Linked DNA regions of Homo sapiens: all the other regions are linked to region 2. A link is a loop called in an ENCODE intact Hi-C map of the cell type or tissue named here. Cell type or tissue: endothelial cell of umbilical vein. All regions are shown on one strand.

Region 1 (2,500 bases), 50 kb after region 2:
TTGTGTATTTGTAATTTCAGTCATTGTTTTCCCCTTTTGTTTGGTTAACTAGTGGTTTGCCTGTTTTGTTGATTTTTTTAAAAAACCTGTTTAGTAGTTCCATACATTTTCTGTTTTCTAACTCATTCCTTTCTGCTTTTATTTTTAATGATTCTTTCCATTTCTTTTATTCTTTTCCTAGCTTTTTGCATTTTGTACGTAATTCATTTATTGACGTTATTATTTAATGCTGTTCTTCTTCACTGATGATTGCTCTAGGTGTATTCTACATGTTCTGATATATCTTCCTTATTGCTCTTTTAAAGCAATTCTGCTGTATTTATTTCCCCTTTGATCCAAAAGTTTTTTTATATTATGTGTTTTTTATAACTTTCCAAGTATGGAGAGTCTTTTTTATTTGTTAAATTTTGCTACTAATTTCTACTTTTATTACATTATAGTTAGATCAATCTGTTTTTATTCTATTCTTTCAAATTAATTGAGGTTTTATTAGTGGCTTAATATATGGTTAGTTTTCATGAGTATTCTATGTGGTCTTCAAAGTGTATGGTTTTTTATTAGGCTTCACAGTTTTATACACATACATGCCTTATTAATTAAGTTCATTATATCTTCTAAAGCCTCATGTTATTTTTCACCTGATCATTCTTGGATTGAGAGAGATATGTTAAAGTCCCCTTTTATTAACTTGTTTCTCTTTTTTGTTGCATCTCCTTTAGTTTCTGTTCGATGAGATTGGTTTTGAATTTTTGGGTATATAAATATTAATGTTACATCTTTATTTTGAAAAATAAAGATATTTATAGACTTTATAGTCTTTAGCATTGTAAATCATAAGTGAATTATAAATGCACAAATAATAAGTGTAAAGCTCAATTAATTTTATGTTTTGTTTTCTATGATTGAGTAGTATTCTTTTTGTTTTGCTGTGAAGTCAGCCCTTCAGTGAATTTCTTCTTAACTGTAGATTAAGATTCCTGTAAAAGACTTGGGTTGAGTATATAGTTCATCTCTTAAGCTATTACGCAAAGTGCACATTAGATCTGCTGTAGTCAGTCTGATATTTTTGTTTAATTTTCTGAAGTTTTCTGGGAAAGCAGTCTATATTTGCATTCATTAATCTACTTGTTTAAACTTTTTGAATTAAAATTTATTTTCGCAATTCATTTTATCCTAGAGGACAAATACAATTAAATATAGTGGGTGTTTTCATCTCTCATTTTTTGCATTTTACCAAATGCCCAAAAGTCAACAGGAAGAGATACCTCTTTGGTCAGGAATGTAAAAACAGGAAGGAGGAAGTCTATTGCAAATCTGTGCTGGCTGATTATGAATTCAGGTTTCACCATGGAGGATGTTCATTAATGATCATCAGTGTGCTGTGCTGTTATTCAAAATTACAGTGAGTATTAATGTCAGTAATACAGAATGTCAACACTAGTTATAGGAGGCAATGTTAACTAACACACGACACTAGACTTTTTTCTGTGCGTGGAAACAGGATACTATTTGTGAGAACAAGTCAAGTAAAATTCAACATCAGAAATATACAGAAAATCGTTCTTCATTTTTATGCTTTTGCTTGCTCTTGATGCTTTGAAGGGTCATATAATCCTTTAAGATATGAATGTATCTTTTAAGAAACATATTAAAGTATATCAATTCTGTCATTACAAATTCTTTGACAGAATCTCTTCAAATAAATTAGAGGAAGCATCTGGGCATTATTTTATAAAGCATTTTACGAGCACATATAGCAAACTAGATGAAATATTTCATGGAAAAACACATAGAACGTGAGTTTTATGTAAACAAGAAATATTTTTCAGTATTCCGTGGTGAAAGAAATTGGATTCTGGGCCAGGCACGGTGGCTCATGCCTGTAATACCAGCACTTTGGGAGGCCGAGGTGGGCAGATCACTTGAGGTCAGGAGTTTGAGACCAGCCTGGCCAACATGGTGAAACCCCATTTCTACTAAAATATAAAAAAAATTAGCCAGGTGTGTTGGTACATGCTTGTAATCCCAGCTACTTGGGAGGCTGAGGCAGGAGAATTGCTTGAACCGGGGAGGCAGAGGTTGCAGTGAGCTGGGATTGCACCATTGCACTTCAGCCTAGGCGACAGAGCAAGACCATGTCACAGAAAAAAAAAAAAAGAAAGAAAAAAGGAAAAAAGAAATTTGGATTCTATGTATATACATTTTTTTCCTCTTTAGTTGCTAGAAACTCTCAGTTACTCTGTAGCTACAGGCTATAGCATTGGTTTGAATACCAAGCAGCAGTATTTTAGGATACTTACCTTAACTTCAGTTTTTTACTTAGCAGTACAATATTGTTGGTGTTGTGAAAAAACTAAAAGTGTGTAAAATTTATATGGCATATCATCATCATCATCAGCCTGGTGACCTCTTTGACATGCTGTTTTCATCAGGAGTCTAGTAACGTAAACCATGTCTTGACCCTTATTTCTGGATTATTATGTGGTAGGGCTTCCCATTC
Region 2 (2,500 bases):
GAGAACAATAAAGCAACTGGAGGTTATTAATATGAAAATATTGTCGATTGTTCCTCCGTAGAAATCTCCCTGGACAGCCCACTTCCTGAAAAATGACTCAGCAAAAACTCCCAGAGAAGAGTTGTTCATACTTCATACAATTGTTCAGGCCAGAGCTTATTTCTTATCTATAAAGTCCCCTTGTGATGGATGATTCATGATTCTTTTCATTTATGGGCTTTGAATGCAAACTATTTCTTAATGTAAACAAATGGCTTCAGTATTTAAAGCAAAATATTTCCGTTTGTTTAGTACTATTTCCTATTTTATGCCTGAAACTGTGTTTTTGAAGGAATTGTTTGGTTTCAAAAGAGGGAAAGGGAATGATTGTTTAGAAGAATGTGTGCAAAGGGGCGTGCCTTTGTCATGGGCAGCCTTTGAGATCTGCCTGGAGTCAGAGGGGGCGTGTGGTAGCATGGCCCAAAGAAGCTGGTGTCATGAATTCTGCCTGTAAAAGTTCCAGTTTCCTGTGGGAGAAAAGGGTATCTGACAGGTCTTGAAGTATGCCTTTAAATTCTCTATTCGTTGAAGAGATGCAAACTAGGTGAATGGAAGAGAAATGACACATAGAACAGTTGCTAAAGATACTAGAGAGAAGAGAGCAAGATCTTTAGTGATTTCTTTTCTCTTTTCTTTTCTTTTTTCTTTTTTTTTTGAGACAGAGTTTCACTCTCATTGCCCAGGCTAGAGTACAGTGGCGCGATCTCAGCTCATTGCAACCTCCGGCTCTGGGGTTCAGGCGATTCTCCTGCCTCAGCCTCCCAAGTAACTGGGACTACAGGCGCCCGCCACCATGCCCAGCTAATTTTTTGTATTTTCAGTGAAGACGGGTTTCACCATGTTGGCCAGGATGGTCTCTACCTCTTGACCTCGTGATCTGCCCACCTCGGCCTCCCAGAGTGCTGGAATTATAGGCTTGAGCCACCGTGCCTGGCCGATCTTTAGTGATTTCTAATGACATTTTACAATTGTCAGTATAAAAAAATAGAATGAAAACGTGCAAGAGCATGAGACAGTTTCAATGACGTATGTGCCAAAAATTGACCACTAGGTAGCACCATAATCTAGCTCTACGACTCTAGCACTGTGTTGATTCTGTATTGGCCAGGATGCAAACGTTTTAAGATTTATGTCTGAGAAAAGACCAACAAAAGCAGCTGTAAATTATTCAATCAGAAGACCCTAACGTAACAAACTGAAGAGGTATAAGGTTTACCAAGTATTTATTTGGTGAAGTTTCTACTATAGCAATTATTTTTATTCAGAACCCAGAGAAACGAAGATGGAAGAGATTTTGAGCCTTCTCTTAAAAAAACACCTAGATTTGCATGAAGATAAAGAAAAAGAGGCCGGGCGCGGTGGCTCACGCCTGTAATCCCAGCACTTTGGGAGGCCGAGGCGGGTGGATCATGAGGTCAGGAGATCGAGACCATCCTGGCTAACAAGGTGAAACCCCGTCTCTACTAAAAATACAAAAAATTAGCCGGGCGCGGTGGCGGGCGCCTGTAGTCCCAGCTACTCGGGAGGCTGAGGCAGGAGAATGGCGTGAACCCGGGAAGCGGAGCTTGCAGTGAGCCGAGATTGCGCCACTGCAGTCCGCAGTCCGGCCTGGGCGACAGAGCGAGACTCCGTCTCAAAAAAAAAAAAAAAAAAAAAAAAAGAAAAAGAAAAAGAATAATTATAGTTAATTAAAACAATTAGTCTAGAATTTCCTTGTCAAATTAGAAAAACACCAGTTTAATGAAGTAGTAAACATTCCTCATACTTGTTTTGAGTAGAACAGTTGCTAAAGATACTAGAGAGAAGACGGCAAGATCTTTAGTGATTTCTTTTCTCTTTTCTTCTTTTTTTTTTGAGACGGAGTTCCGCTCTTGTTGCCTAGGCTAGAGTACTCATACTTGTTTTGATTCATCAGTGTCTTTATCATTCCTACTTAAGTCTTCCATTCACTTGGAAGTACTTCCATTCAGTACATGCCCACTACATACCTAACATCATCTAGATGCCTTGAATCTAAAGAAGCATGAGGCACATGCCTTGCCTTTGCATAGCACATGGCCCAGCAAGGTGGACAAATATATAACAAAACAACAGTATTAAGGGATAAGAACTTCAGTAAAGACATGTTCAAAAGATTTATGGGAGATAGCAGCAAATTACAAAATAAGTGGCATTTGAACAAAGTCTTGTAAGATAATGGTAATAACTGACACTTATTGATGCTCATTATGTGTCAAACCCTCTCCTAAATACTTTACCTAACAAATGCTTAGAAGTCGTGTAATCATCACAACCACCATTTGAGGAAGGTGACACTATTATTATCCCCCTGTTAGAGACAGGAAAACTAGTTTGGGAAATGCATTCTAGATAAAGGAAGTAACACGTATAAAGGCTCAGAAATGTACAAAACCATGGCATGTTCCAAGGAGCAGGTGGATTAGACCAGTAGTAACATTCT
Region 3 (2,500 bases), 57 kb after region 2:
TAGCTGGGCATGGTGGTGCACGCCTGTGGTCATAGCTACTGGAGAGGCTGAGGTGAGAGGATCACTTGAGCCTGAGGTCGAACCTGTAGTGAGCTGTGATCACACCACTGCACTCCAGCCTGGGAAACAGAGTGAGACTCTGTCTCTAAAAGAGAAAAAAAAGCTCATAGGTCTGTTAGAAATTTTAGGTTATTTTTCATTCAGTAATTTCAGTATTATCCTCATATATGACATCTAACATGAATAAATCATAAAAAATCATCCTTTGTAGATTTTCAAATGCTGATGAAGAAGACAAGTAAAATATGTTTTTGTTTGTATTTGATTGATATTCAATTCCTTATAGATCTTATCCATCAGTACTGATTTCCCATCAGTTTTCAATATATGTAACTTTTATATATTTATTGCAAATTCAAACACTGATTTTAAGATGTTCTTTAGTAAAATTATTATATGTGTTCTTTCAATATTTGAATGCCTGTTGTATGTCAGGCACTCTGTAATGTATAAAAGTTTATCCTGTGCTGTGTTGTTTATACTTACCCATAGGAGCCTGGAATTGCCAGATAATTTTTGTGCTGTTTATGATTCTGTTCTGCTATTTTTTTTAAAACAGTTATATTAAAGCAATAGGTAACAGGGTAAAACCACTTCAAAAAATAGGGAAATCTTATTTTTATTTTTATTTCATAATACTTAGTTGTTGATTAGGTCGAGTATGAGATTCACATCATATTTTGATGTGGTACTAAATGAAAATACAGTCATCCCAGTTTTTGTGGGGATTTGCTTCCGGGAACCGGTGTGGATACCTAAATCCATGGATGTTGAAATCTCTTATATAAAATGGTGTAGTATTTACATATAACCTATGCACATACTCCCATGTACTTTGTCATCTCTAGATTACGTATAATACCTAATAACAATGTAAATGCCATGTAAATAGTGGTTTACTGTATTGGATAGGGAATAATGGCAAGAACAAAAGTCCATGCATGTTTAGTATAGACGCAACCACCCATTTTTTTTTTCCTTGAATATTTTCCATCTGTGGCTGGTTGAATCCAGGGATACGGAACCCCCAGATACAGAGGGCCGACTGTACTTGGATTTCTAGAGGTTACTTTTTGGTAAAGGGTGCCCTCTAGTGAGCCTGTTCTTTTTATTAAGATTTGTAATTTATATCCTCACAGCACTTGTGAATTGAATGTAGAAATAGAAGACACCTTCAGTTCTCAAGGAACTTAGAAGATAAAATATACACCAAGTAGTGGGAGAGTAAATTTGATGTACATATTAATAAAAGATAGTGTAATATAAACCTTGTGTTAAAAAAAATGGGAAAATTTCTGGTAATGGGAAGGTTATCCAGTATAGCTATTTATGAAATTAACATTAAGGAACTGTCTTGAGCTGAAATTTGAAGGAAGTTTAAAATTAGTATTGAAGCATATGGAGGGGGAAGGGCATCCAGGGGTAGAAAATAAGTTTAGGACAGCACCAAAAAGGACTAGTGCCAAAAGGGAAAAAAATGGAGAAAAAAGGAATTATCCTGGGAAATATTTTAAGTTTAATACTATTTTAAATATTTTATGCAAATTTCCAAGTAACTTGTATTCTACATGAAAACTTTTTGTTTTTCTTTAGGAATTCAGGAAAGACTTGGCTGGGCAGTTGTAGGTTGGGGTCTCGTATGTGGTTGTAGTCAAATGGATATTGGTTGCTGTCAGCTACCTGCTGGGGCTGAAGTAATCTGAAGTCTCAACTGGACTAGACAGCCAAGATGGCTCGCCCACATTGCTGGCAGTTGCTGTGGCTGTCATTTGGGAGTGGCTACATGTGGCCTTTCCAGCTTGTCATTTTTAGGATAGTCAGATTTCTTACATAGTGGATGGCTTTCTCCAGACTAAGTGTCTAAAGGAGGCAGGTAGATATTGCATGGCCTTTTCTAGTCTTTGAAGTCACATAGTGTCACTTCTGTCATATTCCATTGGTGAAAGTAGTCACAAGCCTGCCCAGATTAAAGGAAGGGAGTGTAGACCCTTCCTCTTATTGTAAGATGTGCAAAGAATTTTGGACCTATGTCATAATACTACTTCATTTACTTTCTTGCCTCTCTGAAGAATAGGTTCAGTGTAGATAAATTTTAATGATTTAAGGAATAATTGTGCTCTGTATTAAAGTTGCCTGTGTATATGCCTGTTTTCTGCACTTCATTTTCAGTTTCTATTGCTTGTGCACTTACACAATGCTTAATATTGGTAGAAGGAATCTTCCTTTTTCTTGACCTACGTATTATTTCCTTGGAGCTGTTGTGTTTCTGATTTGCTTCTGGATTGCAGAGTATCAGCGATATGGTTTGGCTGTGTCCCCACTCAAATCTCTTCTTAAATTATAGTTCCCATAATCCCCAATAGTCATGAGATGGACCAGGTGGAGATATTGAATCATGGGGGTGGTTTCTCCCATCCTGTTCTCCTGATAGTAAGTTCTC

The links. Peaks named below come from ENCODE experiments on the same cell type or tissue, not always from the same donor. Only the 100,000 strongest peaks of a DNase experiment are listed, where the experiment ranks them.
Region 1: it touches region 2 in a loop (4-fold over the local background); 20 of 110 quality-filtered maps call a loop at or near these places.
Region 3: a loop joins it to region 2, with 6 times the contacts of the local background. A loop is called at or near these places in 20 of 110 quality-filtered maps.

Annotation. Positions count from the first base shown.
Region 1 is chr10:92,871,911-92,874,410 of GRCh38, forward strand. The region is part of intron 1 of EXOC6 (exocyst complex component 6); the gene reads left to right. Among named protein-coding and RNA genes, the nearest start is that of EXOC6, 25 kb to the left of the region's middle. In endothelial cell of umbilical vein, no CTCF peak of the experiment used is centred here; a DNase peak (open chromatin) is centred at 1,331; H3K27ac peaks cover 2,299 bases.
Region 2 is chr10:92,822,072-92,824,571 of GRCh38, forward strand. No RefSeq gene overlaps it. Among named protein-coding and RNA genes, the nearest start is that of EXOC6, 25 kb to the right of the region's middle. RefSeq lists an enhancer at 41-335. In endothelial cell of umbilical vein, a CTCF peak has its summit at 1,064 (motif pointing right); DNase peaks (open chromatin) are centred at 240 and 1,100; H3K27ac peaks cover 1,351 bases.
Region 3 is chr10:92,879,321-92,881,820 of GRCh38, forward strand. All of the region lies in intron 1 of EXOC6 (exocyst complex component 6), which reads left to right. Among named protein-coding and RNA genes, the nearest start is that of EXOC6, 32 kb to the left of the region's middle. In endothelial cell of umbilical vein, a CTCF peak has its summit at 1,145 (motif pointing left); a DNase peak (open chromatin) is centred at 1,141.